Regions from separate parts of the Homo sapiens genome. Here region 2 is linked to region 1. Evidence: chromatin loops called from intact Hi-C (ENCODE). Cell type or tissue: ascending aorta. All regions are shown on one strand. Each heading gives the region's core, and the rest is flanking DNA. Links, peaks and the distances in the headings are about the cores only.

Region 1 (16,729 bases), core at 5,023-13,022:
AACTCACTCTGAGAACACTAAGGCTCATTTCTGCCAAACTTTCTCCCCACCCCCATCCCCAGGGAAAAGAGTCCAACAAAACTTCAATTCACTTGTAATTGCTCCACTCCCAGAATTAGAAGGATTTTTTTTGTTGTTGGTCTCCTTCTAACACCCTCAACTGATGCTTTCACAAAACTGTTATTTTAGGGCTGTTTGGACTTGTTTTCTACATAGCTCTTGTTTTCTATTATTTCTCTCTTTTTCCAGGGTTCAGACTAATTAAAGGAAGTGTAAATCACACCTCGTTTGCACAAAATACCTTTCATGAGGTCTGGAAGCAATTTAGCTTCTGTTTGCCAAAGATCTTTAGGAAAGAAAAAAAAATCCCTTTGGTTTAAAAAAGATTAATTTCTTGGTGCCAAAAAAACCCATTAAGTGCACCTCCCACTTCTGGGATCTTTTATGGTTTTCATGTGAAAATGGCAGCCAGAAAAAGAGAGCGGGAAGACTAGGCTGGTTCTGCAATTATGGCTGGCCATCCCTTGCCACCAGCTTAGCAGCCCTGCAGCAAAGCACAGGTTTAGAACACAGCCTGGTGTCACAGGGTATTCAGAGTAACTGGAAGATTTTTTGCTGGCTGTCTTCTGCTCCCCTTTTCTCACCCCAGATTCTAATAACCCCTGATCAATGTTCTCCCAGGGCCATGGGTCCTTGATGTGGGATGAATCTTGTCAGCAAGGTTGTGGACAAGGGGGCAGAGCTGTCACCTTGGGCTACCTCTTGCCCCTCTATTAGAGACCTACTCCTTATTTCAAGTCTTCCTGTTTCCTCTCCCCTGCCCCATACCTCTGCCTCTTCTGCTCTGTATATGTTCACCTTTGCTCTGAGAACTAATCCAGTGTATTTCCTCTGAGCTGCTAATGTCCCAAAATGTGAAACAACGAAGGGCCTCTAGTTATCTTCTAACTTTCTTACTTTAAAGATAATGTGACTGGCCGGGTGCGGGGGCTCACGCCTGTAATCCCAGCACTTTGGGAGGCCAAGGTGGGTGGATCACGAAGTCAGGAGTTTGAGACCAACCTGATCAACATGGTGAAATCCCGTCTCTACTAAAAATACAAAAGTTAGCCGGGCGTGGTGGCACGTGCCTGTAATCCCAGCTACTCAGGAGGCCGAGGCAGGAGAATTGCTTGAATCCAGGAGGCGGAGGTTGCAGTGAGCAGAGATCGCGCCACTGCACTCCAGCCTGGGTGACAGAGCAAGACTCTTCAAAAAAAAAGATAATGTGACTTAGGTGTGACTTAGGGCCAGTGAGGGGGAATTGTTTGCCCATAGTCCCACACCTATGGCACAGCAGAGCCGGGGTTATTTTATTTTATGTATTTATTTATTTACTTTGAGATGGGGTCTCACTATATTGCCCAGTCTGGTCTCAAATTCCTGGGCTTAAGTGATTCTCCCACCTCAGCCTCTCAAGCCGCTGGGTCTACAGGCATGTACCATTGCGCCTGGCTGGAGCAAGGGTTAGCCCTTAGGGCCAGACACTAAGTATAATGTTCCTTTCACTCTTTCATAAAGATGACTTTCTCACAGTGGAATTTCTGACAGCAAGATGGTAAGAGAAAATGTTGTAGGCTTCGGAGGGGTGGTGTTTGCTCTGCTTCTCACATTATACCCTGATAATGGTTGTATCCGTTACCTTCTCATAACATCGGTCATGAGAAAGCAAGATATGAGCTAGGCTAACCATCAAGGAGGTTGTGGTAGATTGCAGCAGAAACAGAAAACACTTTATGACAGACAGATCCAGTGTTTGAATCACATCTTCCAGACAGATCCTGTGTTTGGATCGTATCTTCCTGCATTTTCATCTGGATGACACTGGGCAAGTCACTTCACCTTTCCAGGCATTGATTGCCCCATTTGTAAAATAGAGATATAAGTACCACCCTCCTACAAATGTTGAGACACCTAAATGAGTTAGTGGGTGTAGTCATCCCACAGTAGCAAATCAATACTTGGAGGCTGTGGTTTTTCCAGGTGCCTTACCTTTTTTTTTTCCTTTCGACTCTACTATTTTGAGAATCACAGGTGCCTCACTTCTTGAGAACAAATACCTGTGAATGTGGACACTTCTTGCCCACCCCTCTTCCTCTAAGTGCGGAATTTACTTCCTAAGAAAATAAGTAAATAATAATACAAAAATATTTGGAAGTTTTTAAAGCATGAAATTTCCAGGCTGTTTTTCTGCTGCTCAGAGCCTTCTGTAATTCTGTGGACAATAATAACTTTATCCAAGAATGTATTACATATTAGGTTTCCTCAGTTGGTATTTTTTTTTTCCATTTGAAAAACGCAGCTTTTTAAAATAAAGTGGAGTCGGACAGGTAGAGTTTGGGGGAAAAACAATGGTGTTGTTTCAGGGATTGGTACTGTACAGTAGAAACACACACACACACACACACACACACACACACACACACACACACACACGTTGGAGCCAGACGGCCTGGGTTCAAATCCTGACTCTGCTACTTCCTATTTACATGGTTGTAGACACATTTTTTTTTTGCATTTCTGGAATTCTGATTTCATAATTTCAAAATGAGGATTATAATTCTCATAATATCTAGTGATTATTATAAGAATTAAAAATGTTCTTAGAACATTTGTCAGGAGGTGTAGCCCGTGGTAGATATTCACATTGTTACAGGAGTGAGTGAGAGAGAGAATTCTAGAAAAAAGGACGTGAGTAGTTCCAGAAAGGATCCTCAGAATCAGAAAAACAGAGTTTGGGTCCTAGTTTTAACAATGATGGGGACTTAGTTTCCTGAGACTCAATTTTTCAGTCAATCAAATGGAATTCAACACAGTATCTCTGACACTTGTCCTGTCGTCTCTGGGCTCACTGCCCCTTAGCCTGAGCCCCTGTCCTCATCATTGCTCTTCTGGGTTATTGTAAATGTTTTCTTAACTAGTCTCCCTGTCTCCATTCATTCTTCCCCTATTACCTCTCTGGTTCACTTTCCACTCTGTAGTCAGAGAAAGGATCCTAAAGCCCTTCATAATTATCTTTTGCCTTCAGAGTAAGGTTCCCGTTTCTTAGTGTGGTTTATAACATTCTCCAAAATCTTACCCCTTCTTGCATCCCCCAATGATCTCCTCTCCCATCCCCTGGCTCTGCCCTGCCCACCCTTATCTCTGGTCACTGCAAGTTTAAATCCCTCTGCTGAAATGCCCTTCTACCTCAACCTGAGATTATCAGAAGAGATTCACCTACAAGCCCCCTAATTATTGGATTGATAATTTAAATCAATGATTCTATCCCTTCTAGCTTCAAGTTGCTCATCTGTAAAATAGGGACCATCAATCCCTTCTCCACAGGGTCAAAGGAAAAATTAGATGAGATAACTAACATCACTTGTTCAGCACTTGGCATAAACTAAGTACTTTTCACAGGATTAGTTCTCCCTTTTTTTGTTCTCTTCAACTCAACTCAGACACTGTTTTCATAGACCCAGTGCTCATCACACTGGATCATAACATACATTCTTTTTTCTTTTTCTTTTTCTTTTTTTTTTGAGACACAGTTTCATTCTGTTGCCCATGCTGGAGTGTGGTGGCATGATCTCAGCTCACTGCAGCCTTGACCTCCCCCGGGCTCAAGTGATCCTGCCTCAGCCCCCCAGCATAGCTGGGACAACAGGCACAAGCCACCACACCCAGCTAATTTTTGTATTTTGTTTTATAGAGATGGGGTTTTTCCATGTTTCCCAGGCTGGTCTGCAACTCTTGAGCTCAAGCAATTCAGTCACCTTGACTACCCAAAATGCTGAGGTTACAGGCATGAGCCACCGTGCCTGGCCTATAACATGTATTCTTGTGTCTTCCCATTTTACTGGCCTCTGAGTTAGTTCTTTGAAAGTCACTGTAGTTCTGCACTTGGATTCTGATTTCAGATCCTAGCCCCATCACCAACTGTGCGTGACTTTGGATGAATTAGTCTGAGCCTCAGTTTCCTCATCTGTAAAATGGAAATAACCACAGCATCTATTCACAAGGTTGTTGTTAGGATTAAGTAAGAAAATGCACATAAAGTCCTTAGCAGAGCTCCTGGCACACAGGAAGAACCCTATAAATGTTTACTGTTATTGTTGGTGTTGTTTTTGGTATTCCTAGTGCCTGGCCCAGGGAAGAGATGATGATTGTTGAAAGGATAAAAGTGCTTTATAAGCAAGGTAAGGGTGGGATGAGCTTTCTGATGGTTTTCAAAGGAGAGATGGTAAAAGATCCAAGGTGGGGCTTGCTTTGTGTGATTATGGGATCAAGCCAGAACACTTCTGTACACCCTGAGCTGTACTCTTTCCCTCTTTTATTTGAGATTTGGGAAGGGGGTAAGAAGGGGAGAATGCCCGAAACGTTCATTGTGGGGCAGGCACAGGCACAGGCACACAGAGTACCAACAACACATGAGCCAGCAGGGCCGTTCTTGCTAGTGTGCTGTAATCCTGTCCTGAAGCACTTCCTGCATTCCTGTCCCGGCCTAGCATCCTCTCATGCTCTCCCTGTGGCAGTGCCAGCCTGTAGGATCATCCCCTCCTACCCTGGCCTCCCATGGGGGCCACCTAAATCATCTTGCCTTTTCTTGGTTTGATGGGAAGCTCTTTGTTTTGGCTAAAATACTATGGGCTTGGGTGGTAGAACATCCTGAGTTTGAATTCCAGCTACTGCTTACCAGATTTGTAATTAGGTCAAATAACTCAATATCCCTGAGCCCCAGTTTTCTTGCATGTATAATAGGGATATTAATCCCCATTCACAAGGTTGTCATGAGAGATATGTGAAACACCAGGTCGTATGCCTAGTCAGTGCCTGACATATTAGTAACTGCTTCTTAGGGGACTGATCAGTCCTCCTTCCTCTTTTCATTGTCCACAGCTGCATCTGGCCACTGCTCCACACCGGCCTCCTGGATATAGGATGAATTCCCTGTAAAAGGGAGAGTTCAAAGTGAGGCCAAATGGCACCCAAATGCAAATAGAGGGGTGGGGCGCTCAATAACCTTTTGGGTTCATTGAAACTTATAATTCTGCTACTTTGTAAAATGCTTCCCAGGTTGGGAAGGTCAGTGTTGGGACAAAGGGCCACTCATGAGCTTCCTCCTCCCTCTTCCTCTCCCCATCACCAGTGCCCTGAGCTTTTCTCCTTTTAGCACATTGCCAGAGAGTTGCCCTTTAGCTGGATAACTCCCCAGCATGTATTCTCATTTCCCTTATCAGCTCACTATGCAATGAATCTGTTCACATTCTCCTGCCTAGCTTTAGTGTACAGTCCAATATACAGGGAGAGGCACACAGTCAATATTTTGAGGGGAAAATGATTAAGGAACTTGCTTTTGGGACTATCTGCAGTAGTCAGCACCCCCTGAACTTTCTACTGCAGACTCTCTCAGACAGTGCCTTTTCTATATGAACAATGTTAGGAAATCCACTTGGGGTGCTTTCTTAGCCTAGGACCCCAAGACCTTATATTAATATAACAAAGATACATTGATTGCTGACTATGTGTCAACCTAGATGCTTAGTAAAGATGTGCTTTTTCTCTAATGATCTATAAATTAAGACTCAATGGAAGCTAGAGAATTTAAGGTGGTCTGGATCCTGCCATCTCCCCAGCCTCACTTCTCATCACTCCTCTGTAGGGATCCTGTACTCATCCACACCAAAGCAGTTGCATTCCCTGAAAGACTGTGCCATATTACCTTTGTTCATCTTTTTGGACCTTACCATCCTTCTGAATTTTTCTTTCTTTTTTTTTTAATTATACATTCCAGAACACTTGAGTTTTTTAATCAGTAAGTTTGTATTTTTATAATTATTAAAAACATAATTTTACTATGAAAAAAAGAGGTAAGCCAATAAAAGTGATACTGCAGTATCTGGGTTGTGGTAATTTAGAGGTAAATACAGGTGTCATCACCAAGCAAAAGGAATTAAAAGTAGAGCCTTGAAGGACAAGGTAGGACTTGAATGAAACGAAGAAAGAAGGGTGTTCTAATTGCAAGTACAAAAGTCTGAAGGTTGTAGCTTGTGAATCATGCACAAGGACAAGAGACACCAAGACAAATGTAGGTTAGTTGGTATGGATGCTGAAGGGAGTAAGGATAGAGTCTTAACTTGAAATCTGCTGTACATTGTCTTTCATTGAATGCCAGGCTGCTGCACTTGATTTTGAGCCCGTACCAGTTGGAGGGTTACTGAAGTTTAATGTGCAAAGGAATAACATCATGGGGTCTGTGCTACAGATAAAATAGCAGAGATGTTGCCCTGATACATCTGATGAAACTGGGACTTCTGCACGTTGGCTTTGCTACCTGCAAAGGGGGAGGTGGTCCACACACAGTCGGTAGAAACGGGCAAGCATTTTACCATTGGCCTTGACTTATTGAAAGGAGAAAAGGCCAATCTCTTTTTCAAGAGGAAACTAGATTTGTTGTCTTTCTCTGCCTTCCCAACAGACTAAATCCAGGCACATGTTCACAAGCACCTTCCACTGGGATCAGTGAGCTGTTTATTCAGCTTATCTCAAATGCAGGCAGCTTTCTCTTTGCATAGCTGCAATAAGCTCACCCTCAGGGCTTAGAACACAATTGAAGTGGGGTTGGGTGGAGTGGGAGACAGAAAGGGAACAGTTATGAGCAGGTCTGGGGCCTGGCACTGGCCTTTGAGTATACTGCTCACTATCTTTTAAAAAGTGATTCCTGTAGCCAAAAAAGGCCACATTTCCTACCTTTTTCCTTCTTACTTAAGGCTTGGCAAGTTAGGACCCATGGGCTGGCTGTCTGTTTTGTAGATAAAGTTTTATTGGAACACAGCCATGTCCTTTTATTTACATATTATCTATGGCTGTTTTCACACTACATGGCAATGTCAAGCACTTGCAACAGAGACTGTGTGGCTCACAAGGCAGAAAATATTTACTACCAGCTACTTCATATTTAAAAGTTGCTGACCTTTGATCTAACTAAGCTTCCTCTATCCTTCAAAGCATAGCTAAAATTCACTTCCCCTGGGAAGTTTTCCCCGATTCTCCCAGGTCTCACTCAGTCCTCTCACCTTGGATGTACAATGCCACTTCTTGTCCACATTTTTTATACCATGTTTCTCTTTTTTATATGATTTTAAAAACAATTCTAAGTACAACGTATGGCTTTGGGGACAACTGCCACATTTTATACTTTCTATAAAATCATACTCACAGGAGTTGGCAAAGTGGAAGTTGTATATGGTTTATAGAGAGGTGCCTGGTATTGAGTGTTGCTGTCACTGACCAATGCCATAACTTGGGACAAACCACTTCACTTCTCTGAGTCTCTCTTCTCATCTGTCATTTAACATGATAACATAGTACCTACCTGTGTAGGTTAGTACAAGATCCAAAGAGATTAACTAAAACAAACACACAAAAGCAAAAGCAAACAAACAAAAAACATGATTCTTGTAGTAAATAGTTATTTAATAATAACTGAATTATGCTACTTGGGGTCTTGCTTTGCCCATGTGTAAATTTAGAATTTTGTCCCATAACATTCTGGAAAAAAAATCCATTATTCATATCTTTTGTGAAATGCTGAGTACAGTCTCCTCCTTTCTTAGAAATTCATAAGACATTATCATATTAAAGGCTCTGAGATATCCCATGAGAAAAAAAATCTGTTTAACTTTATTTAATCCTGTATTTTTCAAATTTATTTGGCCACACCTTCAAATAACTATTAATGTCTCATGGGAGGTAATGTTCTGAAGAACACACTTTCGACCAATTGGGCCAAGTGGTCTTTTGGTTCACCTGGAGCTGTCATCCTGAGTTAAAGAATAGCCATTGCTTATCAGAGCCTCTTCTTTAATCACCAGCACAAGGAATGCAATGAAAACTCATGTTTTTGCATAAAATGGTGCCTTTGGTTGTGTTTCTTCTATAACGCAGGAAATAGTAAATGTGTATATTCTCAAACCCCACGATATTAGCCATGCAGGCTGTTGGATGTTCTGCCTCCTGATGTGTGTGTGTGTATATATGTGTGTGTGTGTGTGTGTGTGCATGTACCCACATGTGTGCACGCATGTACCCACATGTGTGCACACAGCACCTTTCTCTTCCTCTTGAGGCTGTCAGAGTCACGCACCTGGGGCATTACAAGTCCTGGGTACCTCTATAACTATTCCCTTTCTTCTCACAAGAGTGCCTTTGACCTCTTTCTGTTAAATCCCCTAGAAACATTTCAGTCCTCCCTCTTTCTGGAACTGGAACCCTTGGGTCTCCACCTTGGGTCCCTGCTGCAAAGGGGAAATTGGGGTCTTGGGAAATTATTCCCAAGGGAAAGCGTGAAGTCATTGGGTAAGCATAGATTTGAGATTCTGACTTCCTCAAACATAAATTGGGAATAGCTGACCCTTTCACCAGTGAGGGCTAGCACACATTTTGTTGGCTTATGCCCATGGGGCTGAGACCCAAGTAGGCGGTCAGGGAAGCCTTCCTCACCATCTGCTTAAGACGCATCTGCCGAATACTCAGTATCTCAGTGCACTTATTCACACCCTCTTTCATTCTCCAAAACATCTCGCTTTCAACGGCAAATTATAGGCGACCCTACCCATTCCTCTCCTAAAGTCCCTTATTAAGAAGGCTGGAAGTCTCAGGGGTGAGCAGCAAGGGAAAGAGGAAGTCTGTTTCCAGTGGTGTTCATGGCCCATACAGCCAACAGAGGGCGCTCCCACACCACGCAACACTGGGGTCCAAGGATCCAGGCAGGCCCTGGGGAAGGCGGCCAGCTGACCTTTCTCCAGGCTGTTCTTGGGTTGCCAGAGCAGCGGAGGTGTCAGCTGAGAGTGGTCACAGCCTGGGGAGGAGAAGGCAGGGAGAGAGGCTGGGGCACCCGAAGGGGAGGAGGAGCTGGCAGGGAAAACACACAGACACATTTCACAGAGGCAGAGACACAGGGGAACACACAGAATATGCAGTTGTACCTACAAACAACAAATGCAACATACCCCACACAGACACAGCATGCAGCCAGGGGATTTAGAGAAATCATATAGGGTGCAGACTCACAAATGAATGCAATCCATCCCATACAGGTATACACAATGCAGTCACCTCAGCCAGCTAAACAAAAACAAAGGCAACACACAGATACCAACACATATAAACATGCATGTGAGCACATCACCCAACAGGGACATTCAAGCTATGTGCAGCCAACGAAAGGCAGATAACAAAGAGACACGGTCACACACACACGGGAAGCACACAGACACATACAGTAGATCCACAACACATACAAAGTTACACACCATGGGGATAGCATGCCACGCACAGACAACACACAGCTTGTACTCAACACATGACAGATGCCTCAAGAGGCGTATCATAGATAAACAGCACAGGCACACAGATGCGTAAACATAGCCACCTTCCCACAGGCATACTGTAAAGATATACATACCGTGTGCCACATGGATCCACCCAGCACAAACAGACACAGACACATTAGATGGCATCCACTCACGTAGCACCCACAGCACAGCACACACCAAATACTCACACTCACCGTATGGACATAACTCCACATGGATCAAAAGCACTTGTAATTCAGTAAATGTTTCTAAAAGAGAAAAGAGGGAGAGGCCAGAAATAGGGAAAGAGAAAGGGTTGTGAAAGATGGAAAAAGAGACAGAATAGAAGAAAAGTGAGAAGACCCAGGGAAGGAGGGCTGGAGTCCAGATTGAGTGCTCAGCTTGGTCTCTTTCCCCTCTCTGCCTCGGTCATGATAGCAAAGAACAAGGTGATTTCAGGTGGCTCCCTTGGGGAAACCACATAGACTTGATGGCTACAGTAGGAGCTGATGGTGCCCCAGGGAGAGGAAACCACCAGCGTGGGGCCAGGGATTGTGCCTCAGTCTCATCTGGGGCAGTGGCACCGAATCATATCTGAGTCCTTGCAGCTTCCATTTCATCTCCAGGGAGATCAGCTCCAATCTTCCCCATCTCATTTAATCCTGACCTGTGAGTGTCTTACTGTTCATATCTGACTTTCTCTAGGCAGCAAATGTTGCAAAGAAACAATTACCAAAACTCTCAGGATGTATCTCCTTCTTCCTTTTAAAAATATACCTTTTTTAAAAAATAAAAGGAGAACATGTGAGTGATCCTAACAGAGCTTGTTCTGCCAGAAAAGACAGGACAGGTCAGGATGGTACAGGATTCAGCAAAGGTTGCTTATTATGTAACTAAACAAATAAAACTTACTTGGAATCACAGGATTTTGAGTGAAACAGATTCAGATGAGCACACTTTCTCAAGCAACCATCCTGGCCCAGATCAATGCAGGGTGCTGGGATATAGAAATAACAGACTCAGCCGGGCGCGGTGGCTCACGCCTGTAATCCCAGCACTTTGGGAGGCCAAGGCGGGTGGATCACGAGGTCAGGAGATCAAGACCATCCTGGCTAACACGGTGAAACCCCGTCTGTACTAAAAATACAAAAAAAATTAGCCGGGCATGGTGGCGGGCGCCGGTAGTCCCAGCTACTCGAGAGGCTGAGGCAGGAGAAAGGCATGAACCTGGGAGGCGGAGCTTGCAGTGAGCCGAGATGATGCCACTGCACTCCAGCCTGGAGCCGGGGCGACCGAGTGAGATTCTGTCTCAAAAAAAAAAAGAGACTAAAAGCCCTCATGTTAAAACCTGTAGAACAATAGGTGATAGAGATATAAAATTTAAAACTTATACAATAAGAGAGAAAGGGTTAAGTAAATATATAGGATTTGGTTATTCTTATATTGATAAGGAAAGAAGGGGCAGAATGAACATTAATTGTAAACCCACTATATGAACTGTGCTGGGCACTGTATATCAGTTATCTCAGTTAAAGCTCATAAAACAACTTTGGAAAGTAGAAATTATCAGCTTCATGCTTCAGATAAAGAAAGCAAGGCTAGAAACGTGAAACCACCTGCTCAAGACAACAAAGTTAGGGAGCCCAGATTCGAACCGAGTAATCTGCTTCAAAGCCCCCTGACTTTTCCACCCCATGGTAATAAGCATCTCCAATGACTTTTCACATCTTGAGCAAGAGCCAACAGAAGCAGGAGACAGACAGTCAAAGCAAGGAGACTCTGAATTAGACGGCATGACGGAATACATTAGACTCTCCAACCAGTCAGAGAAACCTTGGGCTATGAACTTGCTGGTCATTTCCCCAAGGCCTTGCATGCTCCAGTTTCTGGGTCTGGAAAGAGGTCTCCACTTAGGTATCAATATGCTGATTCCCAAAGTTCCTGCTGAGGCCCTCTGTCCTTGGGCGGTTCAGCTCTCGGCTCCATCATCACGCAGCCTACCATATGAGCCAGGTGTCAGGGATCTCTGGCATCTTGAGTTTTCCTAGGTGTCAATACGTAGAGAAAAGAAGGAAGGCAGCAAAACACATGAACCCAAATGTGAATTGAAGCTGAAGAGAACCAAATTCTGTTCTCCAGTTCACATGGTCTGGAGCACACATTTCTGTATCACTGAGTGTCTGTCGTGAATTTTCAGATAAACAGCAGAGCTGGAAGGAACACTTGAGATTGTCTAGTTCTTTACTGGTAGGAAAGCTAAGGTCTAATAACATGCCTTAATTTATTACTGCTGTGTTTTGATTGATAATCATAACAGCAAACATTTATGAAGTACTTAATATTGTGCCAGGAACTACGTTAAGCACTTTGCACATATTGCATCATCAGATGTTCACCATGCTTCTGTTAGGCCTGCACTATATTTGTCATTTTCACACACAAGCAAACCAAAGCTCTGAGACTTGCAGTGGCTTGCCATGGGTTGCACGGCTAGCCAGTGACACCATTGGCATGCAAACGAGGCCCGTCTGATTCTTAGTTCTAATTCCCAATGACTTTGGTTCGTTGCTTCCCTGACTACTCAGGAAACATGAAAAGGGACATTTCGCCCTGATTTAGAAAGAAGGTAACTCAGGTGCCTAGAAGAAGAATATCTTGCTCACACTCCAGAGCTCTGAACCTCTCATCTGCTTCCCTACCTACTGTTCCTTGGACCAACCTTGACCCTATCATTTTTCTTTCAGGGTTGGTTTAAAAAAAAATAGTGTCAGAGTAAAAAAAGGCCTCACCTTGCCTAAAGGATATTTTTGTAATACTGGAAAGTGGCATTCTCCCTGTCCTAAGCTTCTTTCTTCTTTAACAGGCCATCCAATTGTTGCCTTCCAGTTGGCTCCTTCGGGAGGGGGATCCTCTATCCCTTGGCCCCTTCAGTCTTGCCTGGTTCAATTTGGTCCTGTGGTCCTGATCCCCCATCAAGGTAGTAGTATCTTTCCTTAATTCAAACCTGAACTGAATATATGTCCCTGGGCCTCAGAGAGGGACCAGACTCAGGATGGTGAAATAACTGGCCTGGAGTGTCCCAACAAAGACTCTGTGTGTAGAGAATGGAGAGCTGGCTGGTAAGGCTGGGGGCTAGAGTGTTCAAATGTTGTTTATGCTGGTAGGATGGGTCTCTCATTCAGCAAGAAGATTTATCTGGCATTACGTAGCTCTGTCTGCTGAGATTTGGCTACCGATTCAGGTTCTGAAGATGGACAGGTTAATGGCTGCCTTTGTTCTCAAATATATTGAATTTTCTCCCTCGCTTTTCTTGGTCTTTCATCTACTTAACATCTCCTAAAAAAAGATAAAAATTAAAATTTAAAAATTTAAAAAAATATCCAAAACTCTTTCCATGTGATGAGCTCACTATAGGCTAGTCCACTAGTACAGTATTGAATTGAAATGCAAAGCATCCTTGTCCCAATAGGAAGGTTTTCTACCTGCTAAATGGATCTCAGAATCATTTCTTAATTTTTTTTGCATTATACATTTTCTAATATCCTGGTGAGAAGGAGAAATGAGAGTATATCCCACATTTGGGGGCTTCATCTGAATTATTAATGACATCTAGAGAAGAATACTTAGGCCTTTACCAAGAGACTAAGTACCTGAATTATAGTTTCAGCTCCACCATTTGTTAGCTGTTTAATCGCATCTTTACAGTGAGGTGATAATAATATTCATGTATACAGTAGAGGCTCAGTGAATGTTAGCTACTATTTTTGCTACCTGTTTCATTATGGTTATTATTAAAGGCACAGTCTCTCTGAGGCTTGGTTTTCATATCTGGGATGCAGAGATAATAACTCTTACCTTGACATTTTGGGAGAGGGGTGTAAAATGAGAAAGTGCCTAGCATACAGCCTGGCAGGCAGTACAGTTTCAATAACTAGCAGTTATTCAATAACTAGTAGTATGATCTGTCCTGCCTTCTGCCTGCCAACCGTCCTTCCTTCATCTTCTTCGTGAAATAGTTCCCACACCACTACTTTATGTCTCTTATTTAAACCACCTCTTACTGGTCTTGCTGTCTTCTGCCTTCACTCCTTCAATCCATCTTCCATGCTACAGCCAGAAGGGTCCTCCAAGGCCATTTTGATGTCACAAGCCTCCTGTGACTATTCCCCATCTGGCAGAGCCTACATTTTTAGGGACATGAGAGCCCCTATCCACCCCCTGAACCCAGGGAGAAGCTGCATGTCCACAAGGTTTCCAGCCCACTGACTGGACAGAGACTTCCCAGAATAGGCTGTTGGCGCCCCACCCCGCCAACTGAGAAGAGCACTCAGTGGGGAAAAACTGGGGAGGGCTGTCAAGGGTGCCACCCAGAGAGACAGAAGCCTAGGCTTGCAGCCTCACAGAGGTGCACTACAGCCAGCTTGTCTGGCTCCTGAGGACAACTGCACACATATCTTCCCAAGTCCACGTTCAGGTAAATCACAGTGGTAGTGTGAAATTGGCCAGGGTGGAAGTATTTATATGTTGGAAATCAGCCAGTGCTATGAATCGGCACTTTTCCTCTCTTCCCACAGAGAGCCAAGTTGTTAAACATTTACCAGCACTCAACTGAACCTCAGTCTTATCAATTGTTCACAAGTCACATGACCTCTCTCAGCCTTGGTTCCTTCATATGTACATTGAGGATAGTGTGTTAGCTTGGATCCTCTGAGAAGCAGATGCTGAGATGGGATAAAACATCAAAGGATTGTATTAAGGGAAAGGCCTATGTGAGAGAAGATGGGAGTTTGCTGTGAAGGCTGGGTGGGAGCCATCAGGTTGGGGGGAGTCTGACCCTGTGTGAAGGAGAGTGGGAAGGAAGGCTGTGCAGAAGCATCCCAGGCTGCTGCCCAGCCTAAGGGAATCCTCAAGACAGTCTGCCATCTGAGGATTCCTGTATCTCCCAGAATGGGCTTGCCTTAGTATCCCTGCTATGCCCAGTCGTTGGCTAGGAACAGCCTGTAGGAAGTGTGTCCTCAGTGCAGATGCAGGGTTAAAATTCAGAGTACTCAGACTAGGGCTCTTGATTAGTTAAGCCCCCTGCCATTGGATTTCCGCATGGTGAATCAATTCCGCTGCAGGTATTGACACATCAAATCCTGTTGATCCAGGTCACTACATATACCTTTAGAAATATTTTCTAAGCACCTAACCTATGTGAAACACTGTTCTGAGTCCTGGGGATGGAGAAATTTCCATTAATAAAGTTCTGGACCTTATGGGCCCCATACAGAGGAGATTAACAAGTAAACAGATATATTCAGGATAATGTGAAAAGTAAGGGGATGATGGCTAAGGAGGCTGTCAGTAAAGGCTACATAGAAAAACAAAGGATTGAGCTGATCCTGGAATGAGCCCAGTATTGGGTGAAATGGGAATTCCAGGCAGAAAAATCTTCAAAAGCAAAGGCCCAACATATGAAAGAACATGAAAGATTCAAGGACTTGTGCATGACTCAACATTGATTCAACATGAGATACAAAAGCAGAATTAGTGAGAAATGACCCTGGAGGAGAAATCAAGGCCAGACAAGACTAAGGAATTAGATGCATTTATTGTTTTTTTCTTTTATAGTGTAGACAAGTGAAGACTATTACAGACTTTCCATCAGAGGCATATTTTAGAATGATCACTGGCTGCAGCTTGGAGGATGGACTGGAGGGCTATGTAAGAGACAGAGCTTACACATGTAGAAGGCTGCTGGATGTGGAAGATGAGTGAAGAGTCTAAAACAGTATCCAAGTATCCAGCTTGTGTTATATGTACTTGTAATCGAAGGTCTCTCTCTAGATCTTCTACACCATAGTTTTCTAACTTCAGGTCATAATCCATTAGTAGGTTGTAAAGTCAACTTATTGGATTGGAGCCAACATTTAAAAAAAGAAAATAGGATGTAGGCTGAGTGTGGTGGCTCATGCCTGTAATCCCAGCCCTTTGGGAGGCTGAGACAGGTGGATCTCTTGAGTCCAGGAGTTCAAGACCAGCCTGGACAACATGGCGAGACCCTGTCTCTGCTAAAAATACAAACAAAAAAATAGCCAGGCCACATGGTGGTGTGTGCCCATGGTCCCAGTTACTCAGGAGACTGAGGCTGAGGTGGGAAGATCACTTGAGCTTGGGGTCCGGGGTGGGAATGGGTGGGCAGGTGGAGGGAAGGGTGTGACTGGAGGTTGCAGTGAGCCGATATCACACTACTGCACTCCAGCCTGGGTGATGAAGTGAGACACTGTCTCAAAATAAATAAATAAATATATATATATATATATATATATATATATATATATATATATGGAGAGAGAGAGAGAGAGAGAGAGAGAGAGAGAGAGAAACAGTGTCTTAAAAACATTATCCTGAATGTATTATACATACATTATCCTGAATGTATTTGTTTACTTGTTAATCTCCTCAGTATGGGGCATATGTGTGTGTGTGTGTGTGTGTGTGTGTGTGTGTGTGTGTGTGTTTGTGGCAAGCCTAAGGATTTTTTCATAAAGCTTGCATTTCAGTCATATATACATGCATGTGTATACTAGGTTGGGATGGAAAACATATGAATCACACTAGGTTGGGATGGAAAATATATGAAATAGACTAGAAAATATTGTAAGGCAGTGTTGTGTCTTACATATCTTAAACTCAAGGAATTATTGAGTTGAATGAGGCGTTTGGTTCTAGCTGGCTTAGGTTTGTACTCTAAGTCTACCTCCTTCAATTGGACAATGATGCTTAGAGGAGTTAAGTGATTTCTCCAAGATGAGATAACTCTCATCATATCCCTTACAATACCTGAGTTGATTAAGAAACTGAATCTGTGTATGCATTTATGAATGAATACAGATTATAAATTAGTATCATAGAAATATTTGAGTAAATTAATTAATGAATAAATGAATCCATGAATGAATGAATAACTAGATCTATATATGACTATATGAAAAAATAAATAAATGAAGTAATGAAGGAAAGAAGAATGGGAGGGAGGAAGAAAACTCTCGAATCCTTTCACAAGCACTGGGAATCTGTAGACTATCAGCCAAGAAGTGAAGGATTTCTGAATGACCCCAGGCAGGGGACAACAACCAGTTGGAATTAATCATGTGGCCAGCACAGAGATCAGCCAAAGTTGATGCAAGTATCATTACTTGATACTGCAAGTAACGATGGCCTTGCAGTAGACTTTGTTACACACCCGTTTATTGGGTGAGCTATTAACTGTCCCAGCATGGGGGTAGCAAGGCACCTGACATTAGAGAATGAATGAGATGTTTAGGGTGGGGAGAGGTGGGCTCTTTTTCCAGCTCTGGTCTGCTGAG
Region 2 (16,729 bases), core at 5,390-13,389, 880 kb after region 1:
ACTATTTGTAAGTATTTTCTCTCATTCTTTCAGGTGGATATCAAGTTGTTCCAGCATTATTTGTTAAAGAAACTATTCTTTCCTCTTTTAAATTGCTTTGGCACCCTTGTTGAAAATCAAATGGCCATAGATATATGGATTTATTTCTGGACCCTCAATTCTATCTCATTTGGCCTTTGTGTCTATCCTTATGACTGTACTACACTGTTTTGATTGCTTAAGCTTTGTAGTGAGATTTGAAATCAGGAAACATGAGTCCTCCAACTTTGTTCTTCTTTTTCAAGATTGTTTTGGTTATTTGGGGACATATATAATTCCATATGAATTTGAGGATTGGCTTTTCTATTTCTGCAAGAAAAAAAAGAGGCCATTGAAACATAGATTGCATTGAGTCTGTAGCTTGCTTTGAGTAATATTGATATCTTGACAATATTAAATCTTCCAGTACATGAACATGGAATGAATTTTCTTTCATTTCTTGACAATATTAAATCTTCTAATACATGAGTATTGAATGCATTTTCATTCATTTTAGTCTTCAATTTCTTTCACCATTGTTTTATAGTTTTCATTTCTTCCTGGGTATTTTATTATTTTGGATGCTAAAAAAATTGACTTGTTTTCTTAATTTCCTTCTTGAAATGTTTATTGCTTGTATATAGAATAACAACTGATATTTGCGCGTTGGTCTTAACATTACAACATTGCTGAATTTATGTGTTAGCCCTAGTAGCTCTTTTGTTAATTCATTTAGATTTTCTAAATATAGAATCATGTCATCTGTTAATACAATCACTTTACTTCATATTTTAAGGTTTGAATATGTTTTATTATTTTTTCTTACATAATTACTATAGCTAGAACTTCTAACACAATTTTGACTAACAGTGTTCAGAGTGTGAAATCTTTTCTTGTTTCTTCAGGGAAAATATTTCAGCCATTTACCATTGAGTAAGATGCATGCTGTGGGTTTTTCATAAATGTCCTTTATCCATGTTAAGGAAGTTCCCTTCTATTCCTAGTTTCTGAGTACTTTTATATATATATATTTTATTATACTTTAAGTTCTAGGGTACATGTGCACAATGTGCAGGTTTGTTACATATGTATACATGTGCCATGTTGGTGTGCTGCACCCATTAACTCAACATTTACATTAGGTGTATCTCCTAATGCTATCCCTCCCCGCTCCCCCCACCCCACAACAGGCCCCGGTGTGTGATGTTCCCCTTCCTGTGTCCAGGTGTTCTCATTGTTCAATTCCCACCTATGAGTGAGAACATGTGGTGTTTGGTTTTTTGTCCTTGTGATAGTTTGCTCAGAATGATGGTTTCCAGCTTCATCCATGTCCCTACAAAGGACATGAACTCTTCATTTTTTATGGCTGCATAGTATTCCATGGTGTATATGTGTCACATTTTCTTAATCCAGTCTATCATTGTTGGACATTTGGGTTGGTTCCAAGTCTTTGCTATTGTGAGTAGTGCTGCAATAAACATACGTGTGCATGTGTCTTTATAGCAGTATGATTTATAATCCTTTGAGTGTATACCCAGTAATGGGATGGCTGGGTCAAATGGCATTTCTAGTTCTAGATCTCTGAGGAATCACCACACTGTCTTCCACAATGGCATCTCACACCAGTTATAATGGCGATCATTAAAAAGTCAGGAAACAACAGGTGCTGGAGAGAATGTGGAGAAATAGGAACACTTTTACACTGTTGGTGGGACTGTAAACTAGTTTTGAGTACTTTTAACATGACATGATGTTAAATGATTGGATTTTTGCCAAATGGTTTTTTGAAATCAATTGAGATAATTGTGTGGGTTTTTTCCTCTTTATTCTATGAATATGATGTATTACTTTGATTTTTTTTCAATGTTGAGCCACTCTTGCATTTCTGCAGTAAATCCCACTTGGTCTTTTAGATATGCTATAGAGTTCAGTTTGCTAGCATTTTGTTGTGGCTATTTGTATCCATTTCAATGATGAATATTTGTATGTAATTTTATTTTCTGATGTGTTTATCTGGCTTTGTTATATGGTTAATGCTGGACTCATACAATAAGTTAGAAAGTGTTTCCTTATACATTTTTGGAAGATTTTGAGAAAGACTAATGTTAATTCTTCTTGAGATATTTTACAAAATTCACCAGTGAGGCTGTCTGATCCTGGACTTTTATTTTTTAGGTAACATTATTTTTTTCTTATAAACTTTCTATTTTACAAATTTGCCAAACTAATTTATTAATTCTAATAACATATATTGTAAGATTATAAGGATATTTGAAATAGAGAATCATATCATCTGCAGATAAAAACAGCTTCACTTCTTTTCAACATTATATGATATTTTTCTTGCCTTGTTGCACTGGCTAGGAACAATAATATAATGATAAACAGAAGTTTTGAAAGTGAACATCTTTGCTATTTTCCCTAATTTTAGCGGGAAGCATCTCGTATTTCACTGTTAATTTTTATGTTAGCTTTAGGAATTCTTAGGTGCCTTTATCAGTTTGATAATTTTTTCTTATTTTTTCTACTTTTCCTAAAAATTACTTAAGAGTATGTATTGGATCTCATCAAAAGTTTTTTTCTGCATCTATTGAGAGGATTATATATTTTTTATTTTATAGTCTAATAATAGGATGGATTGCATTGTTTCCCAATTGTTAAATTAATTTTACATTACTGACTAAACCCATTTGGTCATAATGTACTAAATGTTTTAGATGTTGCTGGATTCAATTTGTTTGAAAAACATTCTTGCACTTGTGTTCATGAAGAATGTTGGTCTATAGTTGACTTTTTATAATAGTTGACTTTTTATAATAGTAGCTCATTTTGAGAATGCATTGAGCATGATTTCAGTCATTTTAAATTTATTGCAATTTGTTTTATGTACTAGAATATGGCCTATAATAGTGAATGCTGTTTGAAAAGAAGGTGTGTTCTATTCTTTGGGGTGAAGTATTCTATAAATTTTTATCAGGTCAGGTTGGTTTATGATTTTGTTCAGATTTTCTCTATCCTTATTGATTTTTATGTTTGTTAGCTTGTTTTATCAGTTCCTGAGAAGGGAGTGTTGAAACCTCCAACTAGATTTGTACATTTTTCTTTCCTTTTCTATTACTAATGTTTTTTGCTTTATGCACTTTGAAGTTTCAATACTTGATGCATTCATATTCAAGATTATTATGCCCTGTTGATTAACCTCTTATCATTATGGAATGTCTCTCTTTGTCTTTAGTAATATCGTTATTCTGAATCTGTTTTGTTTAATATTAATATAGCTACTCTATCATTCTTTTGGTACGATTTTCCTTGGCATATCTTCTTTTTCCGTTTACTTCTAAACTCTCTGTCTTTATGTTGAAATGAATTTCTTATAGACAATATATAAGTATGGTTTACATTTTATCCAATCTGAAAATCTATGCCTTTTATTTGGTACATTTAGACCCTTTAAATTTTATGCAATTAAAATTTGGTAAATCTACTACTCTGCAAATTGTTTTCTATTTGTCTCATGTGTTCTTCTCTCCCCATTTCTTTTAGGTTAATTGACTATTTTTATTATTCCATGATACATATACTTATGTTTTATTGGTTATAATGCGTTTTACATTTTAGTGGTTATTCAACCATTAACTAATATTATACCACTTTATATATAGTGTAAGTACTTTATAACATAGCATTTTTATATTATTCTTTCATCCTGTGTGCTATCGTGTTCAGAGTTTTATTTCTACATATGTTATAAATAGCAAAATAGATGATTTTACGTTGTTCTGTTGGTGGCCTTTATTGAATGAGGTCTTTTATTATTATTGTCACCACCATTACCATTATCATGTTGACATTTTCGATCTGTTTAGCTCTTTAGAAAAATACCTAGTATTTTTGGATTTTTAAAGTTTTTGTATCTGTAAAACAGTGAGAAGATTTTTCTCATAAAATTATAAGAAATTTTTCTTCATAAAATATGGCACATTGCAGGCATTTTATAAGGGCTGAGTGAACTTCATGAAATAAGTATGAAACACATGTATAGCTCTGTGCTAGGCACTAAGGGAAACAGAAGTAAGTATAGGAATATTAACCTGCATTTACAGAATTAATTATGAATTTCAATTATGGAAAAAATAGAGTATATATTAAATACTGATTTGGAAGTTCAATTTGAATTTCTTATAAATCTTAATAGAAGTGATGTAGACATGCAAGATTAAACTCAGATTAAGAATTTTGTGTAATAATAATTATTGGAGTCAAAAGAGATATCAAAGAGAGAAGTGACTATGTGCTCTGATATAAAACCGTTTCTAGAAATTGAGAACATTAATTTCAATAGGATAAATGAGGACTGTAGCTGAAACAAAAACATAGAAGCAAGATTGTTCAAAATGTATTTGCTTATCCATATCTTCTATTTCACTGATAGGCCAACTAAGTACAGGGTGCCATTAAATCTTGGCTGAATTAAGTTAATTGCTTTTTCCATTTTTGCAAGCTCAGAGTGAGACATCAAATCCATTCCCTCCTTATATTCTGTCCTTAAGTATAATAGTAACCATCTATCAGATTCCCAGTAGTGAAAGAGGCAAATAAAGAGAAGATACATGAAGTGTTAAGGAATTGAAGTTAAGGAATTTGCATGCTCTGTGGGGAAATAGGTTACAAAAGCATTTATGCAGAGGCAAGAATCTCTAGGATTGTTTTTATTGATGCATAACAATTGTATAGATTTATGGGGATACATGTGATATTTTGGTACATGTATACAATGCGTAATTATCAATCAGGATAGTTATGCCATCCATCACCTCAAATATTTACCATTTCTTTGTGTTGAGAATATTCCAAATCTTCTCTCCTAGCTACTTTGAAATATATAATAAATAACTACTGTTACCCTACTGTGCTATGAAATGCTAGAACATATTCCTTCTCTCTAACTGTACTTTTGTACACATTAACCAACCTCTCTTCATCTTCTACTTCCTCCTACCCTTCCCAGCCAGTGGTAATAATCTAGGATTATTTTTGATTTCTGACAAAGAATCATTGTAGTAATAAGTTTGTACAAACTTAACTTTCTAGGTTAAAAAAAAAAATTACAGACTTAGGATAAAAGTAGAAATAAAACCTGGAAATCATCCTTGATTCCTCTGCCTCCTGTAGACTGTCTTACAGTTGAACACAAAATCTTGTGTATTCTACTTTCTACGTATCTACTAATTCCATGGAGCTATTTCCATCCCACGGCCACCATTCTAATCCCAAGCGCTATCATTTCTCCTCTGATTAAAGTAGATCAGCAGTAACTTCACTAGCTGCCAGCTTCCACTCTTGTCCTTCAAAATCCGTTCTGCAAATTGCAATCCCAGTGTTTGAAGGATCATTATTTTTGACATTCTCTGATTTTATGGTAAAAAAAAATTCTCGTATCTTTAAGAATCTTTCATGACAATGAAATCTTTCATTTTCAAGTTTGCTTTGGGCACTTACTAGCTTGTGTGGACCCAGTTAAATGCAGACCTGGGAAATTTGGCCATCAAAATCTCTTAATGAAAATAACCACATAGTGACAATCATTCATTTCTATTAAAAATTGTACACTGGGAATATGATAAATGCCTGTGTCAGTCATTGTACAGGAAGCCATAGCAGTGAAGACAGTGGGTGAGTGAGAATGTATCAGAGAAACAAGGAGATTCTATGTGCATCAGGTGATGAAAACTTAATGACAAAGGGGAAAAGAAGTGTAAGAATTTCTTTCTCTCTTCCTTCCTTCCTTCTTTCCTTCTCTCTCTCTCTTTTTCAGAATTTCACTCAGTTGCCCAGGCTGGAGTGCAATGGCACGATCTTGGCTCACCACAACCTCCGCCTACTGGGTTCAAGCTATTCTCCTGCCTCAGCCTCTCGAGTAGCTGGGATTACAGGCAAGCACCACCACGCTCGGCTAATTTTGTATTTTTAGTAGAGACGGGGATTTTCCATGTTGGTCAGGCTGGTCTCGAACTCCTGACCTCAGGTGATCTGCCCCCCTCGGCCTCCCAAAGTGCTGGGATTACAGGCATGAGCCACCGCGCCCGGCCAGTATAAGGATTTCTTAAGAGCTCGATGTAACCATATAAAGAGCGTCTCTAGAAGATGTAATGTATCAAGCTTAAAAAATTACTCAGAATTTATTCAATTATTTTATTTTTCAGAAACAAAATATGTTATCCCCTTTGTGTGGCTAATCAAGAAATATTTTTGCAGGGGTCAGAATCTTAAAGAGTGAGAACATTGTAATTCCTTCTTCCAGGAAAATACATACACACACACACACACACACACACACACACACACACACACACACACACACAAATATTTTACAATGAGTATTTTTAGATAGCCTTCGAGGGATGGCTACAATAAGTTTATTTTAACTTAATATCTCTTTTTTCAGCATTTGTATTTGATGTGGTAGTTTTTGTATGAAGGGAGGCTTTAGAAAAGATATAGGTAAACTTTCAAGCAGGATTCTACTCTGATATCTCTCTGCAAAGAGTGCAAATGTAGGGCAAAAAAGTAAAAGCTGGCCAGTCAAATAAATTGGGAACACATATTATGCCAGAAGTGGAAAATATTTCAAACAGCTCTTATAGCCTGGACATCCCTTCATTTATCCATTTGGTCATCTGGCAAATATTTATTAAGCATGTTTCATTGAAATAAAATAAATGCATTTTATATTTAGGATGACTTGGTTCCAAACTCTGAAATTTATAAACTGATTTTGGGTAAATCAGTTATTTTATCTTATCCCTACATTATTTTACCAGGAGTAAATAATCAGAATTGCTTTATAGGATTCTAATAAAGATAAACTGAGATGACTTTTGAAGGTGCTAGTCTAAGGATAGGAACATGTGAAATACTTTGAGCTTATCTCATATAAAGAGGAAATTTGGATGCAAAGATGAATAAGGTGCTTCCTTTATCCTTGAGTACCATAAATACTTGAAGATGAATATAAATTACTAGATACTCAATAGCGAGAGACACGGATAAGTGGAAGGTTTGGGTTGCAGCCGTGACCTAGACCTGAGTTCACTTTCTTCAGAGTAAGAGAAATAAGTGTCGTTATACTTAGAACTGAGGATTGCATGTAATTTGCACCCTCTTTACCTGAGTAAAAATGGCCAATAGTGCACTGTCACTATGTTTGGAGTCTGCCAAGATGTAAATGTGATCCCCCAAATGTAGAACTGGGATTAAAAGATTGAGAACCATTGCAGTGCAGAGGAGTCAACATATTGACATAATGTATGCCATATTCTCACCTCCTGTGCATTGGCAGATGTCACTATCAGATTTCAGTCCTCTTTGCTATTGAACAAAGTTGTAACCTCAAGGTTTTCTCCAGTGACCTCAGGATCAAATAAATATGACACCTTAGAAGAAATATACTTCACTTTTTGTTTTAGATACAGATAGGAATGGTAAATAGGGTTTCCATTTATTTACAAACTTCAATCAAAAGGTAGTGATTGCATCATGGAGTAGAGAATTCTGGAACTTTGTTCAGGCTTTTGAATAAAGAGAACCATTAGTGAGTGATGCCTGCTCTAGTGTATTTTTAGAGGCCCTGGAAAAGCATTTTCGTTCCTCAACTTATCTTTCAAGTCGAATATTAACATAATTTGTTTATCCAAAGTGACATGCAAAATGCTAGATCCATAAAATGACAATTCCACTTAATTTAGTAAGAGTAACCATAGGAATAATCATGAGATCCCATGGGAAAACCACTTTGGGGGAAGAGGATGTATCACAGGATTCTTCGAAAAGAGTAACCCATGAAATGAATCTTAGAGAAGGAGAAATCATGAGACAAAAGAGGGAAAGGGGTAGTATTCTAGACATAGGGATTTTTTGAGCAAAGATTAGAAGCTAAAACTAGCAAAACATATAAGGGATGCCAAGAAGAGTCAGTTGTGCTGAAACATGATGGGAAGAGCAAGGAGTGGTAGGGATGAGGCTGGGCAAGTAGGCTAGAGCCTGCATCAAAAAAGGTCTTGATTGTCATGCTAAGTTGTTCATACCATTTACTAAAAATGGAAAATCATAGAAATAATTGATGGAAAAAGTGATATGATCAGAATTGTGTTATTGAGAAAGACATTGCTAGTTACACTGAAACAACAATTAGATGAAATAAGGAGTTTGGAAGCAGCAATCTTGGCTTCCAATTCCTGCTTGGGGACTAAATTATTACATGGTATTGAGAACAAAAGTTCCCCCTTTGGATCTATCTGTTTAAGTGAAAAATGATTGAGTTGGGCAAGGTGATTTCACTGGGCTCTTGTAGATACAATATTTTATACTTATCTTTTGGTAACTGGATTATTTGATTATCTGCTCCTCAATTGTGTCATTGGAATAGTAGAGAAACTTATCTTTGGGTTTCCTACCATGTACAAAGAGATTGTATGATGTAAATGAGGTTACAGATATTTTGGAGAATGAGGAAATAGTCAAGCAAAGATGACAAATTGTCATTTTGTTTTCTAAATAAATAGCTAGCCCACAGATAATGAGGAAAATACAAGTTTAATGCATTTCCCCAAACTTGCATTTTCCCATTTATCTGTAGATAATTTCTTCTTCTATTGTGAAACATATCTTTGTGTGTGACTAATGTGGGAAGTCTTTGCTGGACCTCTATAGAGATGGGAAAATGCATTAACCTGACAAAGAATGGAGACAGAACTGTGTCACCTTTTTCACAACTTAGAGATCTAGTTCCTCAGAGCTGCAAGAAATGTTATAGATCTTCTTGTCCCATAGTTTTCAGGTTCTGTTCCTTATGACTTAGATGTTCTATGGAGGCACCTGAGGGATAACCTACCAAGGAAGAAAGCAGAGATGAGGAAGACAGCTTTTTTATTTCTTTCTCTTCTCCTAGAACCATGTTGCTGCCACACATTGAGAGCGCACTGAGAAGAAAGCCAAGTAGATATAGGTACATAGGAAATGGAGATGTGGATCTCTGATGACAGCTTTCAATTCCTCACCCAGCCATGTCTGACATGGTTCTTCCACTTAGATTTCCTGGTTATTTTAGGTAATAAATTTCCTATTTTACTTTTAAGCTTGTTTGAATTGAGTTTCTGTCCCTTATAAAGAGTTTTGAGAAGTACTTTATATGAGAATTTCATGTATGACTTTATTTAATAAAATATTTTTCCACTGTTTATCATTGGGAAAATATAAATTTGGGAACCACTGATTTCATGCAATGTAATCTTTTTTAAAGGAAGTGACTGAAACAAAATCCAGGATTATTTCCCAAAGTTACACATCAAATACATGGCACTGTTGGTGCCAGAATGCAAAGCCCCTGATGTTTGTAGCTGCTCATCTCACTCTAGTTATCTTCCCACATGCACAATATCACCACTTATCTCCACGCAACATCACTGTGACTTACCAAATATCGAGGAATAATATTCCCACACTGACCAACAGGAAATCATTTGAGGAAGAAGGCTTATCCATCTCTATAGAGGTCCTGCAAAGACTTCCCACATTAGCCACACATAAAAATGTGTTTCACAATAGAAGAAAATTTGCTCAATCAACCAGACAGTGTGGAAAGACCTTGTAGGATTCTTGGAATCCCTTAGCCCCAACAGGGGCAATACTGCTTGGACACCGTTAGTGATGTGTCATCATGGTACTGGAGCACCACCTCCTGGTTGTGTTGAAAGTTTAATTTACCTTTTCTAGTTAAAGAAGGTCTGGTATTTACTAGAAATTTATGACCTTGGAACTAGAAGGGCCTTTAAGAATGACCTGGTCCATCACTCTTCTTTCATGGATGGGGAGATAGGCCAGAAGAGGAAAAGTGATTTCCTCCCACCATAATAACCAATTAAGAGCAGGGACACAATGAGAACCCAAATGTAGTCTCCCTTTCCAGTGCCTAATTCTATGGTTGTAAAAGTTGATAATTTTTTAGTGTAAGAAACCAAAAAGAGTCTGAATTTACCTGAGGAGAAGAAACAATGAAAGTAAGTACAAACAACTTACAGAATTGAGAGGTCATTGAACAATTGAGTCACAGGCAAGAGACAATTGAGAATCTAGATAGAAAGAACCGTAGGCATTCTGTTCAGGAACTATCCCAATTCACATGAATCAGCTTTAAATGTTTCCCATTCACGCATTACTTCACTCAAGATGTATATCCTAAGGAAACAAAGACTGATTGGCCTAGATTGAGATACTTGCCAAGCCATGGTGTGAAAGTATAAGAGCCTCTGACATAATTCCATCGAAACTTTGTAGGAACTACCCCTATAGGGAGAGGTATTTTCTCAAAGGAAAATTCAATGCTGTTCCCATAAGAAAAGGGAAGGGAGCCGGGAATGGTGGCTCATGCCTGTAATCCCAGCACTTTGGGAGGCTGAGGCAGAGGAATCACCTGAGGTCGGGAGTTCGAGACCAGCTTGGCCAACATGATGAAACCCTGTCTCTAGTTAAAATAAAATTGGCCAGACGTGGTGGCATGCGCATGCATTCCCAGCTACTCAGGAGGCTGAGGCAGGAGAATCGCTAGAACCTGGGAGGTGGAGGTTGCAGTGAGCCGAGATCATGCCATTGCACTCCAGCCTGGGGGACAGAGCAAGACTGTGTCTCAAAAAAAAAAAAAAAAAAAAAAAAGAAAAAAAAAAAGAAAGAAAAAAAGAAAAGGGAAGTGATGCCAGTGAACAAAAACAACAGATGTCCAGTGCAGAAACAAAGTCAAGTTATTACTCAGGCATTTTCAAACTAGTGTCGTGAATCATCTACTCATAGACCAGAACACAAAATTCACATTTAAAATCTTCCTTTGCATTGTAGATGCCCTAGCTCCAAAGCATGGACAGCCATGACTTTACCACCTCTGAGTATCTGATACACCTGCTCCTTGGCACTTTCTGTTCCACTGCTTCTTGATATTGAAATGACATCTGTTTTACTTTTAGCTATTTCAGGAATGACAAACCAGGTCACAGAATAAGACCATATAATTAATACCTGGGCCTTGCTGTTGATGGAAAATATGAGGGGCTCAATAGAAAAGCTCCAAAACCATAGCATTTCTAAGGCCTCTCTTCTAAGAGGGGGTTCCGTCTATTATATGGAAGGTCTCCTTTAGTACAGGGCTTTTCTACTTTGGCAAAGTTGACATTTTGGGCTGGAAATTCTTTGTTGTGAGAGGCTGTCCTGTCCATTGTAGGATGTTTAGCAGCATCCCTGGCCTCCGCCTACCAGATGCTAGGAGTACCTTTTAGTTGTGACAACTAAAAATGCTGGTTGACTTTGCTGATTTTCTCCTAGTGAAGGTGACAGGGAGTGTGTAATGTATTCTAATTGAAATACATTACAGGCATATGTATTTGGAGGTGACCCCAGGATAGGTAAAACTAATTTCATTTTTTTACCCCAGAGGGAACTTTTTATCAGTCAACACGACTCAACAGTGGGAGACTTTGCCTTGGAAAGTAAGAGGTGTTTTAGGGATATTTAGCTGAAGCTGGGTACATACCGGTTAGTGATGCTGTTGGGAGTGGAGCAACATCAGATAGATGGTTTTTTTTGTTTGATTTTTGTTTTGTTTTATTCTTTAAAATGAAAAAACCCTCAGATACAGTTATTATATCATTTTATTGCTCTTTGTCCAATAGATATGTGTTTCTGTTCAGTTCTTTTTGTTACAAAGAAGCCAATAGAAACTCAATTTAATGCACAGAAAGGAGTACATGTGAACTGGATATGGAAAAGAGAAGTCATAAAAACAATTAAGGTATTCTATAGGACCCGATACTCTCTCCATCCCTCCTTCCCTCAGGGAGCCCACAGTCAGTCTTTTAAAGTCCCTCTGACCTTTTCCTCTATTGTCCTCTTCCCAGCAGCTGGCTACCTTTGCTTACTCACAGTCTTTGCTTCCTTAGGACTTGCGTTGGCAGTGACTCATTAAGGCAATTCCAACATCTTTCTCTAATTAGTATCCTTGGGGATTTAGCTACTAACCTAAAATTTCTCTCTTTCCGTTGTTTCAAATTCTAATTTCTGAAAAAGAAAAAAGAATTAAAAGTTAGATTATCCTTCTGCATGTCTGCATGTGACAGCAACATAGGTAGTTGGTCTGTGTCTAAATTTGCTGTATTTGTTACTGTGTTGTTAGTTACAAATAACAGAAAACCCTGATTCAATTGGCTTAAACAATAAGGAAAGTCTGTTATCTAATAACATAAAGTCCTGAAATAGGGCCTTTCTGGGCCAGTTAATCTTTATATCATCCCTGCAAATCCCATTGATGACCCAAGGATCTAGGTTCTATACGTGAATCTGATCTGCTATGCTCAGCGTGGTGGCTTTGTTCTAGGGCTAACTCCTCCTCATGATCATTACTGTATCCTATCTAAGCCATCTTAGCCAGACATAGCAACATCGTGTGTAAGAAGGCACTGCTCTTACTAAGTTTTCTTTTTAAGAATGAAGAAACCTTTTCCAGAAGTTCACCCGGAGACTTTCCCACATCAACCTCACATTTCATTAACCGGAATTATGACACATGCTATGACTAAGCCAAATGCTGACAAGGGGAATGAGACTACTATGTTTGACTTAGACTAATCATGTTTTAAATGTGATCAGGGGAATAGAGTCAACTTTCCTAAACAATTGATTCTTGTACAAACATCAGATTGTGTTATCAAGGACAAGATGAAATAGAATGTTTGTGGTAAGGGTGTCTGATTGACCTGGCTTTGGATTGAGTGGTTACTTCTTGCCTTTCCTTCTGTGGTCAAGGAAGATGAGATTCATGACACAGCCTTGCTGCCTAGCTAATCTATGGATGTATCTGTCCTTGGATCTGGTGCCCATCCCAATTTCAATAAATTGTTATAAATCATTCAGCTGGTGGAAATGACAGCTTCCTGTGTAGCAGGGACCATGACTATGACAGCTTCTTTTCAGATGGGGGAGTTGCTAGTACCATGATCTTGTGTCCAATAAAAATTTTTAACTCCATCTGTTTTTATATAAGTCCTCATCTTTCTCATTTGTTCAGTTATAGGTCTATCAATCCTGTACTGAGTGCCTACTATGTGTGAAGTAGTTTGGATACATAGATGAATAGTACATACAACAGAAATTGAGGAATCCACAGTAGCAGTGCCACAAACTGGAGGCTGTGTTTACCGGCATGAAATGAAATCTCCTAACAATTTCAGCTAGGACAATGTATTATCAAGAAAGGGTCAAACAGTGGTATATATGAGAAAAAATAGTTGGCTTATGAAAAAATAGCCTCTTTGCTTAAGTTTTTAATTTTTAATAATACTAAAATTAATAATAGAATTACTTTATATTCTGATACTGTTTCATAGTGCACAATGCACTTTCACTTAGCACAGTTAATCTTTATATCATCCCTGGGAATCCCACAGCAGAGCTATCTTGATTCTTACCAGAAATGGTCTTAGGATAATAATTCTCACCTGACCTCAACTATGTAAAAGGTAACATAAGTAAGAAACAGAAGAACAGGGGCTTAAACCCAAGATCTCTTGTTTCCATATCCACTCTTTATTCTACTTCATAGTCTACTAAAAACATTGTGTTTCTTTCTTGATAAAAATAAAGTCACAGGTTATTAAATGGAACTAATTATGGCACTCATGGCCTGTCCAAGTTAGTATCAATATTTTAAAAGTTTGATGATTACAAAATAAATGAAACTGACTTCTCTCAGGAGCACATACATTGGGTCAAACTAAGCTAAGTCCCATAGGTAGAAATCACCATAGGGACCTGCTATAATAAATAGATAAGAATAATCTGTAACTAGCATGTCATCTCTCTATGTATAAATTGTGTTTTAAATGTATTGAGGAAAAGTTTGCTCGCTTAAAGAGGTTAAATATTGCTGCCTGCCATCCTGTTTACACTGTTAATTTGCTTTCCAAATCCTTTTAGCTAGATAAAGCAAAGGTAAACTTCAGAATAGGCTCTGTACAAATTATCACCAATTGTAAATTAATGAGCTTTTTGCTTTATCTGAGTTGCAGAAAGACTAAACAAATGAGCTGGAATCATATATTTTCTTTCCATCTGAAGGGCTATATTCCCCCCTTTACCACTATTTCCTCTCTCAGGAAATTCAAGAGGTCCACTGATTTAATACATCCAATGTTTCAATATAAAATGGACAGCCAGGCCACCCTTTATCTTTTTTTGTTTCACCCAATTGGTGACTAAGCCTTACTTACTGGTTTAATCTAATTTTTCCCTTTCCAAACTTACATTCAACATAATCAAACACTAATGTAATTGTGTATGATGTCTTCCTTTCTTCACAATTCTATAACGAGGGGAAAAGGTTTTGTCAGTAGGAGTGGTATCATATGTAGTTTAACTAAAGGAGCAATGACTTATTGTACTCTCTCCCATTATGTGGCCCAGTTGAGGCTAATTAACTCCCATTTATATACTCTTTACCTCAATTCATACCAGGAGTTTGAACCTGCTCTTCCCAATTCATGAATTTTGTAATGGAGAACATTGGATCCAGACAAATCCTGATTTAATTTCAACTTTACACCCTCAGGCAAGTTACTTCCCTTTATTAAGACTACATCTTTCCATATGTAAAATGAGATTATCTGATGTGATTAAGATCTCTTCAAAATATTCAACATGTTTTACTTCCACTTTGCTAAATTTTTATCAAAGTAGTGTTCTCTAATTACCCACATCATCAGAACTACTCAAATATTGTTCATGCACTTCTTTAGAGCACTTTGGAAAATTTCAACAGAATTGGTTGTCTGGTAAACCCAAGGTCACAGGCATAGAAACCAGTTTATAGTATTCTCTTGCAAAATATCTAATGATATCCATAATGTGGAAAGCAAACAATAATTTTATGTCCAAAAATAGAATAAACTGTTCTACCTGGCAACCTTTGCCAGGAGAACAAATGCTTGCTTTTGAAATTTATCCTTCCCTACACCATGACCAGGCTGAATGTATATATTCATGACCTAGGCATTTTTCCTGCCACCTCCAAAAATTTGTTTTTTACCATTTATCATTTTGTCTGGATAATGTGCATGATGATTTCAAAACCTAGTAAAACCTATACATGTTTGATTTGTTCTTCTTTCTACAAATAAAACAAAACAAGAAAAAAGTGACAAAAAAGCAATACCTTACAGGTAGCTACATTTTATAAAACCTATTTACTCTCTTGTCTTATTCAACAATAACAGCCAAGCAAGCAAATAACAGAAGAAGTAAAGGAAGCCAAACAACATCAAAATTTAAAACCAACCAACTAGTCATGTGTGGTGCCTCATGCCTGTTGTCTCAGCACTTTGGGAAGCTGAGGTGCAAGGATCGCTTGAGGCCAGGAGTCTGAGACCAGCCTAAGCAACATAGCAAGACCCTGTCTCTACAAGAAAAAAATAAAAATAAAAATTAGCTAGGTGTACTGTGTACCTGTAGTCCCAGCTACTTAGGAGGCTAAAGCAAGATGATCTTTTGAGTCCAGGAGTTTGAGGCTACAGTGAGCTGGGATTGCAACCTCACTCCAGCCTGTGCAAGAGAGCAAGACCGTGTCTCAATAAACAAAAACAGAAATAAAACAAAAAAAACAAGTAACCAGTCACCACCACCGTCACCACCACCACCGTCACCACCACCACCATAACAACAACAGAAAATGCATGGTTTCAATCACCACCCATTTGTAGAGAACTTTTGATTCATAGACCCAGGCCAGATCTCTCCCCGCCTGAACTATAAACTTGTGTACTTCTTTTGCCCCCTTGACATTTCTATCTGCATATCTCACTGAAAATTTTATTTCTATATACATATCTAACTGAAAATGCTTAAAACTGAACAAATTTCTACACAAATTCTGTTCTATTATTCATGTTACCTTATTTCGGTGAATGACAAAAACAAGACAAAAATATGGGGATTATTTTCAACTCCCCTTTTTGCCACACCTTTTATAATGAATCACTTCCTAAGTCTTTATGATCTAACTTTTCAGAATTCTCAAATCTTTCTCCTTACTTTTATCTCCAATTGCAACATATATATTAGTGTGTGTATGTATGCGTACTACCATCATCCTTGCAGCTGACTTCTTAATGATGCTACTATTTGCTGATCAATGGATTTTCTATATGGCAGTTTCAAATGTGAGTGGGACTCTTTGCTCTTCTGCTTATGACTCCACAGGGTTCCAGTTGCCCTCCAGGTAAAGTCTAACTCACTAATATGGATTGCAAGTCTTGATGAGATCAGAACCCTGACGATTTTCTCGTTTCACTTTTACTCTGTTCACTGGCCTCCCCTTAATCTCTAATTCAGTATTCTCAATCCTGACTGCACCTTAAGATCATCTGGAGAAAAAAAAATGCTTCTCCACCCCTCACCCTCATACAAATGATGATTTAATTAGTCTGAGATAAGGTTATTAATCAGTAGTTCAAAAAAATTGCCACAGATGTTTCTACTATGCAACTACATCCAAACACACAAAGAGCTCTCTTGTCTCTAGCTTCTTTCTACTAAGAACCCTCTTTTTACCTGTTTTACTACTCCTGTCTGTGTCTCAGATAGAGACTTTATTCATTAAATATTGGCTACATGTGTTCAG

What was found. Hi-C counts contacts between places; a loop is a spot of excess contacts. Peaks named below come from ENCODE experiments on the same cell type or tissue, not always from the same donor. Only the 100,000 strongest peaks of a DNase experiment are listed, where the experiment ranks them.
Region 2: it touches region 1 in a loop (5-fold over the local background); 9 of 110 quality-filtered maps call a loop at or near these places.

What each region holds. Positions count from the first base shown.
Region 1 is chr9:116,564,366-116,581,094 of GRCh38, reverse strand. The region is part of intron 19 of ASTN2 (astrotactin 2); the gene reads left to right. LOC107987014 (a long non-coding RNA gene) reads right to left here and starts at 13,469. Exons shown (of 3, transcript NR_171890.1): 1 at 13,233-13,469; 2 at 12,167-12,713; 3 at 11,165-11,421. In ascending aorta, for the core only: a CTCF peak has its summit at 8,739 (motif pointing right); a DNase peak (open chromatin) is centred at 8,794.
Region 2 is chr9:115,687,157-115,703,885 of GRCh38, reverse strand. No RefSeq gene overlaps it. Among named protein-coding and RNA genes, the nearest start is that of LINC00474, 230 kb to the left of the region's middle. RefSeq lists an enhancer at 11,750-12,949. In ascending aorta, for the core only: a CTCF peak has its summit at 9,747 (motif pointing left); DNase peaks (open chromatin) are centred at 9,724 and 12,475; H3K27ac peaks cover 1,360 bases.